Regions from separate parts of the Homo sapiens genome. Here region 2 is linked to region 1. A link is a contact called in ENCODE Hi-C or POLR2A ChIA-PET data. All regions are on one chromosome and are shown on one strand. The core of a region is the stretch at or near the end of the contact, and the rest is flanking DNA. Distances in the headings are between cores, read along the strand shown.

The links. Hi-C counts contacts between places; a loop is a spot of excess contacts on that map. ChIA-PET counts read pairs that join two places held with the same protein, here RNA polymerase II (POLR2A). Pooled maps may share reads with other maps.
Region 2: a pooled map shows a loop between it and region 1 (4-fold over the local background). The contact joins two enhancer-like sites. A Hi-C loop is called at or near these places in 8 of 50 pooled maps. POLR2A ChIA-PET finds 5 or more read pairs at or near these places in 3 of 52 experiments (OCI-LY7, activated CD4-positive, alpha-beta memory T cell and activated naive CD4-positive, alpha-beta T cell).

The regions. Positions count from the first base shown.
Region 1 is chr3:98,038,207-98,043,898 of GRCh38, forward strand. No RefSeq gene overlaps it. Among named protein-coding and RNA genes, the nearest start is that of GABRR3, 5.7 kb to the left of the region's middle. RefSeq lists an enhancer at 1,139-1,433. Within about 2 kb of position 1,530, at least 4 of the 41 ENCODE cell types and tissues checked have a DNase peak (open chromatin) inside an H3K27ac peak, as active enhancers do.
Region 2 is chr3:98,538,290-98,544,283 of GRCh38, forward strand. No RefSeq gene overlaps it. Among named protein-coding and RNA genes, the nearest start is that of GPR15, 9.3 kb to the left of the region's middle. Within about 2 kb of position 2,287, at least 3 of the 41 ENCODE cell types and tissues checked have a DNase peak (open chromatin) inside an H3K27ac peak, as active enhancers do.

The sequences.
Region 1 (5,692 bases), core at 280-2,779:
GGCAATGGCTTACACTAGAGAGAGTTGACTTACAGAAAGTCTAAGGGTTTTAGTTCAATTACAAGAAGGCATCTGCCTCTGTTGATGCTGAGTTAGCTCCTTAACCTTATTCCTTTAGAGCTTCCCTTTGCAAGCTCAGTAAGCTTCTTAAGAAAAAAAAAAAAAGCAGAAAAGCACATCTGTCAGAACTAGAAAGTGGTAACTACCAGGAAACAAAATGAATCACAGGGTCACTGGAGAATTTCGTAGTAGTTTAAGCTCTCCCTTGCATAAATTGTCTCCTGTTTACTCTTCTTCCACTCTGATGATGTCAGTCAGCCAGTTTTTATTTCTTTGGCAGCGACATAAAGAGAAAATTTGGAAAGGATGGCTGTGTCGCCAATCTTGGGGTATGTAGCCATTATTTTGCCTATAAAGAGAAAACAAAAGAAAAGCTAAGGTCTTATTTAGACTGGATCTGACAACAGCAACAACAACAAATTCCAAGCTTCTATAAATTTCCCACTGTGTCTGCAGGATGTCATCTAGGCAAAATATCTTGATTTGCAAATTGTAGAGTCATAAAATCTTAATAGGGAAAGACTTTTGGAAATCATTTAGACTACATTTAATGTCTCTCCTGCTCTCTTTTATGCAGAGGAAGCTAGGACTAGAGAGGTTAAGTGATCAACTAATTTAGTTTTCATATTTACAGTCATGTGCTGCACAACGACGTTTTGGTCAGTGATGGACCACATATATGACTGCAGTTCTCCAATAAGCTAAGGTTAATTTATTATTGAAGAAAGAAAAATATTTTGTATAAATTTAGTATAGCCTAAGTGTACAGTTGACAGTAGTGTACAGTCATGTCTTGGGCTTTCACACTCAGTCACCCAGAACAACTCACTAACTCACCCAGAACAACTTTCAGTCCTGTTAACTCCATTCATGGTAAGTGCCCTATACAATTCATCTTTTATACTGCATTTTAACTGAACCTTTTCTATTTTGTCTATGTTTATACATGTTTAGATACACAAATACGTACCATTGTGTTACAATTGCCTATAGTATTTGGTATAATAACGTGCTGTATAGGTTTGTGGCCTAGGAGTAATATCATATAGCATAGGTGTGCAGTAGGCTAGACCATAGAGTTTTGTGTAAGTATACTCTACAATGTTTGCACAATGAGGAAATCACCTAACAACGCATTTCTCTGAGTTTGTCCCCGTCATCAAATTGCGCGTAACTGTTTTGCTTTGATGCATTGGAAATATAACTGGCCATGCCTAGAGCAGCCAGTAGGGGGCATTTGCTATCCTTCCAAAAAACCCTGCTCTCACTCAGAAATCCTGTTTCCTCTCCAGTTCCCAGAATTACCAGATAACCAGTAGATCATCGTTTTTTCATACCCAGTAGACCATCGTCCCCCCCACGACCCTTGTTTCAGTCTCTTATCACATCCTTCCTGGCATACAGAATCAGCTGTGATACGAGTGAGGACACCTGAAGAATCTTGCTCTGTTTTACAGGCAAGAGGATGACACTAAAGCAAAGCAGTCTTCATCATCGTGTAATAGCGCAAGACCACCACTAGATGGAAGCATAGGATACACATTCTCATCCAAATTACTATTGTCTCGAATTTGCCTCCTTAGGAAAACTTTCTTATGTAGTATTGGTAAATGCAAATTATTCAGCACTTGTAGTGAATAATTTTCACTTACCAATACTGGCAGAATGAACTGAAAAGATTAATGATATAATACCAAATGATTCAGATAAAAAACCCACACACCCCGTTATTGAGGAAAATGCAATTATTTACCTCGAATAATTGACTAATGAGGTTTATTGGTTTCTCTGATTGAACACTAATTTATTTTTAAGATTTCACTTTTTACCTACACCTAAGAACAGCATTTTGTTTGTGGGAACGGTAAGAGACAGAGGTGAACATTGTAGAAAAATAAGCTTTCTATTAGAATGAAGTACCTGTTATGAGTAAAGTTTCTAAAGGGCACTAAATAAAACACTAGGGCACATGGCTCTGGGACTGGATATGGTACTTACTGCATGATTTTTAAAAAGTTTCTTAAACTTCCTGGACTTCAATTTCCTCTTCTGTATTCATTAAGCACATGTATGTAGGTGACTTTTGAGACCCCTGAGGAAGCAATAAAACACAGTGGTTAAGAAGAGACAATAGCGATAATCTTTATTGGGATATTTGGTGTCAGTTTTTGTGGGTACAAACATCTATTCTTCCATTTACTACTTGTCTGAACATTGAAAATGACCTAAGATTTTTTGTTGAGTCAGTTACTTTATATATAGTTAAGAGGAATAATACTAGGACCTATCTTTTAAGGTTAAAGTCAGAATTTATGAGACTGTATGTTTAGCACAATGTTTGATACATTGAAGATACCATAATTGACAAAATTAATATCAGCTATCAATCTCATGCATCTTTATTAATGTAGTATGATCTTCCAATGTTATGAATTTCATTAAGATTACCAATAAGGTCCCTGTTTTCCAGGATTGAGATTTTGAGTCATCTTTAATTACTCCCTTTCAAAATCTTTCTTCGTTTTTTGCTTCAGAGCTACTTTTGCATTTTCCTGCCCTTTGTATTTCCATTGCCACCTGACCTTTTTGTCTCTAATATTAATATATCTCCCTGGGCTCCAGTGCTGCCACTGCTATGCATGCACCTACTTTCTGGGCCCTGGTACCATTGAGAAATATGCCCATATTTCTCAGAGAAGACTCCATCTGTGGGAGAAATGGAGAACAGAAGGGCCCAAGAAACTATTGCTGCTGCCATGGACACCCACAAATTTTGCCATCAAGTGCCCCCATAGTATTTGCTGACACTGACCTCAGCTGATGCAGCTGTTAGAATTTCATACCAATGCACCACCTTAGAGTAGAAGCTGCTGCACCCCATCTGACCAGCACCCTTGTACCCATCTGTGGTGAAGATCTTTCCCAACTGAAGCCTATCTGTAAGGTCTGGAAGAGGTAACTCCTTGTTCAAATACACACACATCAAAGCAAGGCTACAAAGAACTGGAAAAATCAAGAAAACATGATAACACTAAAGGAATACAAAAAAATCCACTAATGAATCCCTAAGAAATGAAGATCTACAAATTTCCTGACAAAGAATTAAAAATAATTGTTTTAAACAAGCTCAGCAAGCTACAAAATAACAGATTGGTAACTTAGTGGAATCAGGAAAATAATATATGAAAAAAATGAGAAGTTGAACAAAGAGATGAAAATCATTAAAAAGAACCAAAGAGCAGTTCTGGAGCTAAAGAATACAATGAGTGGAATGAAAAATGCAAAAGAGGGTTTCAACAGCACACAGTTAAGCGGAAGAATCTGCAAATTCAAAGAGAGATCATTTAAAATTATCCAGTCAGAGAAGAAAAGAAAAAAATAATGAAAAAGGGTGAAGAAAGCCTATGGGATTTATGGAATACCATCAAGTAAACCAATAAATGCATTATGGAATTTTAAGGAAAACAGACAGAAAAAGGGAGCAGAAAGCTAATTTAAATAATAATGACTAAAACCTTCCTAATTTGGGGAAGATTTGGAAATTGTGAATCCAGATTCAAGAATCTCAAATGTTTCCAAATAGGTTCAACTTAAAAGAGAACATACTGAGATACATTGTAATAAAATTGTCAAAAGTTAAGGACAAAGAGACTTTTAAGGGAAGCAACTCATCCTATGTAAAGAAAACCCTGTGATACCACTAGTGGATTTCTCAGCAGAAACCTTGCAGGCCTGGAGAGAGTGAGATGACATATTTGTAGTACTGAAAGAAAAAAAAACATACTGGTTAGCAAAAATACCATTCCCAGAAAAATTATTCTATAAAAATGAAGGAAAGATAAAATCTTTCCTTGAGAAAAAAAATGAGAGAATTTATCACCATTAGACCTGCCATATAAGAAATACTAATGAGTATTCTTAATTAAAATGAAAACACATATATACAACCAATGAAGACTAAATCTGAAAATTATAAAGAACTGATGAATGGAATTAAAGAAGAAACAGATAAATGAAAAGACATCCTTTGACCTTGGATGGGAAGAATTTATATTGTGAAAATGCACATATTTTCCAAAGAATTCTACAGATTCAGTGCAATCCCTATCAAAATCTCAGTGGCATTCTTTACAGAAATAGAAAAGCATTTTAAAATTCATATGAATCTACCAAAGACCCCAAAGCTATCCTGAGCAAGAACAAAGCTGGAGGCATCACACTTCCTGATTTCAAAATATACTACAAAGCTATAGTAATTAAGACAGTATATTACTGACATAAAACAGACATATATACCAATGGAACAGAACATAGAGCTAGAAACAGATCCATATGATTAACTGATCTTCCACAGGGTGACACAAACACATAATGGGGAAAGAACGGTCTGTTCAATGAGTAGTATTAGAAAAACTGGATATCCACCAACAGAATGAAATTAGACCTTTATCACACATCTTACACAAAATAAACTCAAAATGGATTACATATTTAAACATAAGACCCCAAATCATAAAGCTCTTAGAAGAAAACATAGGGGAAAATCTTGACATTGGTCTTGGCAAAGATTTTTGTATATGACCCCAAAGGCAAAGGCAATGAAAGCAAAAATGGACAAGTGGGATTGCATCAAACTAAAAACCTCTGTACAGTGAAGAAAACAATCAACAGAGTAAAAAGGCAACCTACTGAATGGGAGGAAATATTTTCAAACCATACATATGATAAAGTTGGAGGTTAATGTCCAAAATATGTAGGGAACTCACACAACTCAGTAACAACAGAACAAATAACCCAGTCAGCAGTCAATTATCCTCAATCAAATTGGGAACTCCACTGCCAACCCAAATAACCCAATAAAAAAATGGGCCAAGGATTTGAAAAGATATTTCTCAAAAGAAGCCATACAAATAGCCAACAGGTATATAAAACAATGCTCAACATCATAATCATCAGGAAAATGCAAATTAAAACTGCAATGAGATATTACCTCATACCTATTAGAATGGCCACCCAGTGGCCATTGTGGCATCTGGGTGATAGTTTGTCTCTTAATTCAGTTCTGAAAGTTTAAGATCTGATCCATGCACACAAAGATTAAAGGTGAGCCAGGAGTTCATAAACAACTTAATGGGGTTGCTTTCCCAATCTCCTCCCTCTCTGAAATCTGCTGAGACCAGCTCGGTCTGGGAGACCCTAATCCAGCGGCGCTAGAGGAATTAAAGACACACACACAGAAATATAGAGGTGTGAAGTGGGAAATCAGGGGTCTCACAGCCTTCAGAGCTGAGAGCCCCAAACAGAGATTTACCCACGTATTTATTAACATAAACCAGTCATTAGCATTGATTCTATAGCTATTAAATTAACTAAAAGTATCCCTTAAGGGAAATGAAGGGATGGGCCAAATTGATTGCAGCAGGAACATGCCCTTAAGACACAGATCGCTCAGGTTTTTGTTTGTGGCTTAAGAAGGCCTTTAAGTGGTTTTCCGCCCTGAGCGGGCCAGGTGTTCCTTGCCCTCATTCCCGTAAACCCATAACCTTCCAGCTTGGGCGTTATGGCCATTATGGACATGTTACATTGCTGCAGAGATTTTATTTATGGCCAGTTTTGGGGCCAGTTTATGGCC
Region 2 (5,994 bases), core at 1,037-3,536, 500 kb after region 1:
TGCACTCTTTTGTTTGCTCTTAATTATATACAAAACAGGAGATATAAACTACTATTGTGATGTTTATTCAGAAATTAAAATTTTATGCATCAAAAATTACATATGACTGGAGACTTTATTTTTAATTTAAAAAAATCTGTGGCAAAGTCTTCAGCAAGCAATACTGCTCTTTTCCTTACAGAGTATATATAGACCCTTTGTATTTCATAACCATCCATTGTAAAACCTTCACAAATCCCTAAATTTGCCAACTCCAATATAGCATATAATCTACTTCATACAAATTGAATAAAATGTAATGTTTTCAGAGCTATTGCAAAATGTATAAAAAGAAAAGTTGAAAGGAGATATCTATCCTAAGTGTTTGGCCTGACTCACTAGTTAAGTGACTCATTCCGCATCACCTCATAGGTCAGTGGTTTAAATGTCTGCTTTTTATGTCATACAACTGTGGAGTTTCAGTCAAAATCTCAAACATCAAACTGTGAATGCAAAATGTCTATCGTACACAATACACTATGACAACCATAAAAATTGTTAAATCTTTTTATTGTAACTGGTGGATTCTAAAACAGGCATATTGCAGTTACACATTCACAAAATATCTTTTTTCTCTTTTTTTTTTTTTTTTTTTTTTTTTGAGATGGAGTCTCACTCATTCTGTCATCCAGGTTGGAGTGCAGAGGCACGATCTTGACTCACTGCAACCTCCGCCTCCAGGATTCAAGTGATTCTCCTGCCTCAGCCTCCCGAGTAGCTGGATTACAGGCATGCGCCACTATGCTAGGCTCCTTTTTTTTTTTTTTTTTTTTTGGTATTTTTAGCAGATATGGAGTTTCACCATTTTGGCCAGGCTGGTCTCAAACTCCTGACCTCAAGTGATCCGCCCACCTTGGCCTCCCAAAGTTCTGGGATTACAGGCATGAGCCACTGCACCCAGCCTCTTTCTTTCTCTTATACACATACACAAACACACAAACATACTGTATACAGTTGCAGCTGAAAAGCATCTGTTGAATGTTGCTGTTAATATTCAGACTGAAGTACTTGAGATGAATTTAACTATTTTATCCACTAACAAAATACAGAATACAAGAAAGGAGAAAATAAAGCAAAGAAAAAGCATAGTAAATAAAGAACACAAAATAAAATGGCATATGTATGCATAAATATATCAGCAATTACAAAAAGCATATAAATGGATTGAAATTTCTACTAAAGAGTTGAACATGGCTGGACATAGTGGCTCAGGCCTGTAATCCCAGTACTTTGGGAGGCCGAGATGGGAGGATCACTCGAGGCTAAGAGTTTGAGACCAGCCTGGTCAACATAGTGAGACCCCATCTCTACGTAAAAAAAAAAAAAAAAAAAGTTGAGGCGGGGCGTGATGGCTCACGCCTATAATCCCAGCATTTTGGGAGGCCAAGGCAGGTGGATCACCTGAGGCCACGAGTTCCAGATCAGCCTGACCAACAAGGAGAAACCCCCTGTCTCTACTAAAAATACAAAATTAGCTGGGCATGGTGCCAAATGCCTGTAATCCCAGCTACTCGGGAGGCTGAGGCAGGAGAATTGCTTGAAGCCGGGAGGTGGAGGTTGCAGTGAGCTGAGATCACACCATCGCACTCCAGCCTGGGCAACAAGAGCGAAATTCCATCTCAAAAAAAAAAAAAAGGTTGAACAAATATATATATATATATATTTGTATTTGTTCACAATAAATATATATAGTGATATATGTATATCACTTTATTCGACTCTATAGGAGTTAAAAAGGTAGAAGCAGAACTTGTTTTTCATGGAGTTTAGAATCCACATAGTTGTTTATTTTTTTTAATCAAAGAATGAAATAGTGACACCCAAGAAGAGCCCGGTATATGCAATGAAAATTACAAGTCAAATAACTTTCCTTGGTCTTTTCCAATGTTTAGGAGAAGCCCATACTTAGTCCATATACAAGTCACTTATGTAATTGTCATTTTGATATGGTTATTTCCTAAACATTGTTACATTTCCTTAAAGTGTTCACATTAGCATCCTCAAATGAAAATGCTATCATTGTCTTTATAGATGTTAAGACTCTCGAGTCTTAAAAATCTTTAAGACTTTAAACGTATAGACTCATTATTTTAAACACAAGAACACATCTTGAACAGTATTAGGTTTAAATTTATTTCCAAATGACAAACTAAAAAAAAGTATGCAAAGCAAAGTAGATAACTTTACATGAACCTTGCCCAGCACAGTGATTTAATGAGATGCCCTTTCATTTGGCCTTGAGTTAGAGCAAAAGCAAAACTGACAACTCAGGTGGAGAAGTGGTAAATGAGAAACGAAACTTGGCCTGTGGTTTCATGTTTAAAGCAAAAATACAGATTCAGAGCACTTGAAGATAGATGAGAATGGCTACCTTATTTCTAATAAAAAAGATGTTTATGCAATTCAGACCTGACTTGTGTATGTTAATAGAAATAGCTTAAAAATCGGAAAATCAGTAAAGAATTGAGTAAAAGTCAATTCAGAACTGTATAACTTAGTCCTCAGGATTTCAAATCAATGTGTCTTTCCTATAATAATTCAAACATAGAAAAGAATACTGCCAAAAAGTTTGTAAATTTATATTTAGCATGATACATAATATTAAAAAAAACAAAATATGGTTTTACCTATTAAACTGACAAAGAGTGAAACATTAAATACTAAGGTTGACCAGGATTGGGTCTGCGGGTGTGAGGGAAGCTTATTGAGTGTAAATTGATTAAGCTTTGTAGAAAAAATTTAGAAACCTATATCAAAAGCAATTCCACTTCCAAGATTTTGCCCTAAAAAATCATTACGGCCAGGTGAAAAGACATATGCACATGTATTTTTATTGCAGCATTGTTCATAAAAGCAGGAAAGTGAAAACAATCCAAATGTCCAAATTGACTGAGTAAATTAAAATTCATGCACTTTCTTACAATGGAATACTATGCAGCCTTTAAAAATACTGTACCATATACTGAAGTGGAAAGACCTTAATAATAAATCCAATGAAATTAAGTGAAAAAAGCAGACTACAAAACTATATCTATAGGATGACCACATTATTTGTGACTATTTTATTCATATATGAATGCAAAAATACTGGAACCCTATACAGCAAAATGTTAACTTTGTGAAGTTACAAGTGATTTTTATATTTATTATTACTTGTATTTTCCAAAAAAAAATGCATTAATTTTGTAGTAATAAAAAAAGCTAAAATTTAGTTTAGGCTTTCAATGAAGTACCCAAGATAAAAATAGTAGCTAAATTTATTATAAAACATCATTTCTGAGTTGTAGGTCCTCTAGTTTTTCAATTACTGTGTTTCTGATCTGTGAGTATAATCCCTACATTGGCCTTGAGACCTCCCCTAGTAATCATCTGTTTCTTTCTAGGATGACCCGCTGTTTCCTTTACAAGTACCCAATTCCTTAAAAGCAACAGTTTTAGAACTGCTATGCATTTAAAATTTGAAAATGGTGATGAACATTTCAGCATGCAGGCAGGACCTTTATTCTCCCATAATGTCTCTTAGCACAGCAACTATTGCATCCTGCATAGTGACTCATCTGGTGCCATGTCTGTCCACCAGGTAGGAAGAGAGCTCCCTCCACCCTGGGGATGGGGGAAGAGAAGAAGCCACATCTTCATTTTTTGTAGCCATATGCTTGGCTTCTTCCATATCAAGCACTCATCATTGTTGAACTAAACTGAACATGCTAGAAAAATCTCACCATTGATTAAAATAAAAATGAAAAACATTTAAAATGTTAAATATTAAATTTTTATATTCATACTTTTGCTTGAATGTCTTTTGTTTATGATATGCTGTAACTATGAGGGACAGGGAGTCTATTACAGTCATCAGGAGCAATCTTGCCACTGTCCTTTAACTTTTTTGATCATTCCAGCTGTACTTGAGTAGAGAAATAACTGATGCAATATCCTTTACTTCAGCCCTTTCTTGGTGTAACATTGATTTTCTATTTAAATGGAAAACTTTTCTGAATTCAGGTCCAATATGCCTAGTATTGGACCAAAAATAGTGATTTCTAATCACTGTGTGATAGTCAGGAGTTCCACCGGCTATTGCCAGGGTATTATAAATCTTTCCACAAACTCCAAACCTATATTCCACATTAGATAATAAGTAACTTATGTGACTATGCACTTTTGAGAGAGACTGAGAGTGGGATTATGAAGTCAAACAATTGATCAGAAGATAACTTCTATAAAGGCTGTTGCTCTGTTTTGGCTCAGCCCCACTGCTCCAGAAGGTACACGCCATAAGCTTTGGCAATGCCCGTGTGGTATTTAGTCTGTAAGCATGAAGAATGCAAGAGCTGTGAGGCATGACTGCCTCCATTTAGGTTTCAAAGTGTAATGCCTGGTGGAGCTGTGGAAGTGTAGTGACCCCCAAGATTACAGAACTATAGGATACCAGTGTGAAACTCCAGCTTGGGACAGCTAAAGCATGGACTGAGCCCAGCAAAGTCATAGGGACAGGGCTGTCAGAGGCCTTGGGAGCCCAACTCCCACCTCAGTGTGCCCCGGATGCAGGACATGGAGCCAAAGGAGACTATTCTCTAAATTTAAGACTTAATGTTGCTTTCCCTGAAGGGTTTTGGACTTGCTTGGGACCAGTTACCCCTTCTTTCCTGCTTCTCTCTTTTGGAATGGAAATGTCTATTCTATGCCTATCTCACCATTGTGTCGGATCTCACCATTGTATCGTGGAAGTAGATTACTTGTTTTCATTTCACAGGCTCACAGCTGGAGAGTATTAGCCTCAAGATAAATTGTAGGTTGAGTGTCTGATTTAGATGAGACTTTTGAGTTGATGCCAGAATGAGTTAAGACTTTGAGGGCTATCAAGATGGAATGAATGTATTTTGCACATAAGAATAAGATGAATTTTGGGGCAACAGGGATGAAGTGCTGTGGTTTAAGTGTCCCTGCCAAAACTCATGTTGAAATTTAATTGCCACTGTGACAGTGTTGAGAGGTGGGACCTTTAGGAGGTGATTGGGTCGGGGCTCCACCCTATGAATGAATTAAGGCCATTATTATGGGAATAGGTTAGTTATCATGGGACTTTGGCTGTCTGTTTCCCTTTCTTTTGCCCTTCCACCTTCTGCTCTTCAGTCATGGGATGACCCTCAGCAGATACCAGCACCATGCTCTTGGATTTCCCAGCTTCCAGAACCATGAGCCAAACAAACTTCTTTGGTTTATAAATTACCTAATCTGTGATATTCTGTTATAGCAGCAGAAAATGAAATAAGACAGATGTCAAAATGCTATTCTGACTAATTTTCCATTGCTGGCACTTCCTAAAAAGAACAGAGTTATCTCAACTATCATGATATAAAATGTTTAAATCATCAATTTATAATTTTTGTTATGACTTAACTGTTACCATTGGGAGGGTAAGATAGCATTGTGGTTAAAGAACACTGACAGAACTGAATTTGCCATTTATTAGCTATGGAAGATGAGCAAGTTTCATAACTTTCCTGAGCCTGATTTCTCTCTATAAAATAGGAACAATTATACTTGCTTTAGAAAACAGTAGTACCTCTAATTAATTAAGATGAAAATGTAAGGAATTCAGAAAATTACCTGGTACATACTAAGAGTTTAATAAATGATAGTTGAGGAAACATTCCCATTTTATAGATGAAGAAAATAGCCCTCAGAGGAATCGTTTCACATAATTATTAATGTAATGAACCAGAAATGAAACCCCAATTTCAGTTAAGCTCAGACCTACGTAATCGCAAAGCTCATGGCCTTTCCACTTCACTGTATTCTTTCCTGATTCCCAGATTTTCTCTTTCTCTCTCTCCCCACTACCTTTGCCTAATTGCAATAATTTTCACTCAAATTATTTTTCTTATTTTTTCCAAAGCAAATATCTCAAATAAACAAATCCTTTGCCTATTCACAATTAATACTAAAAAAAGA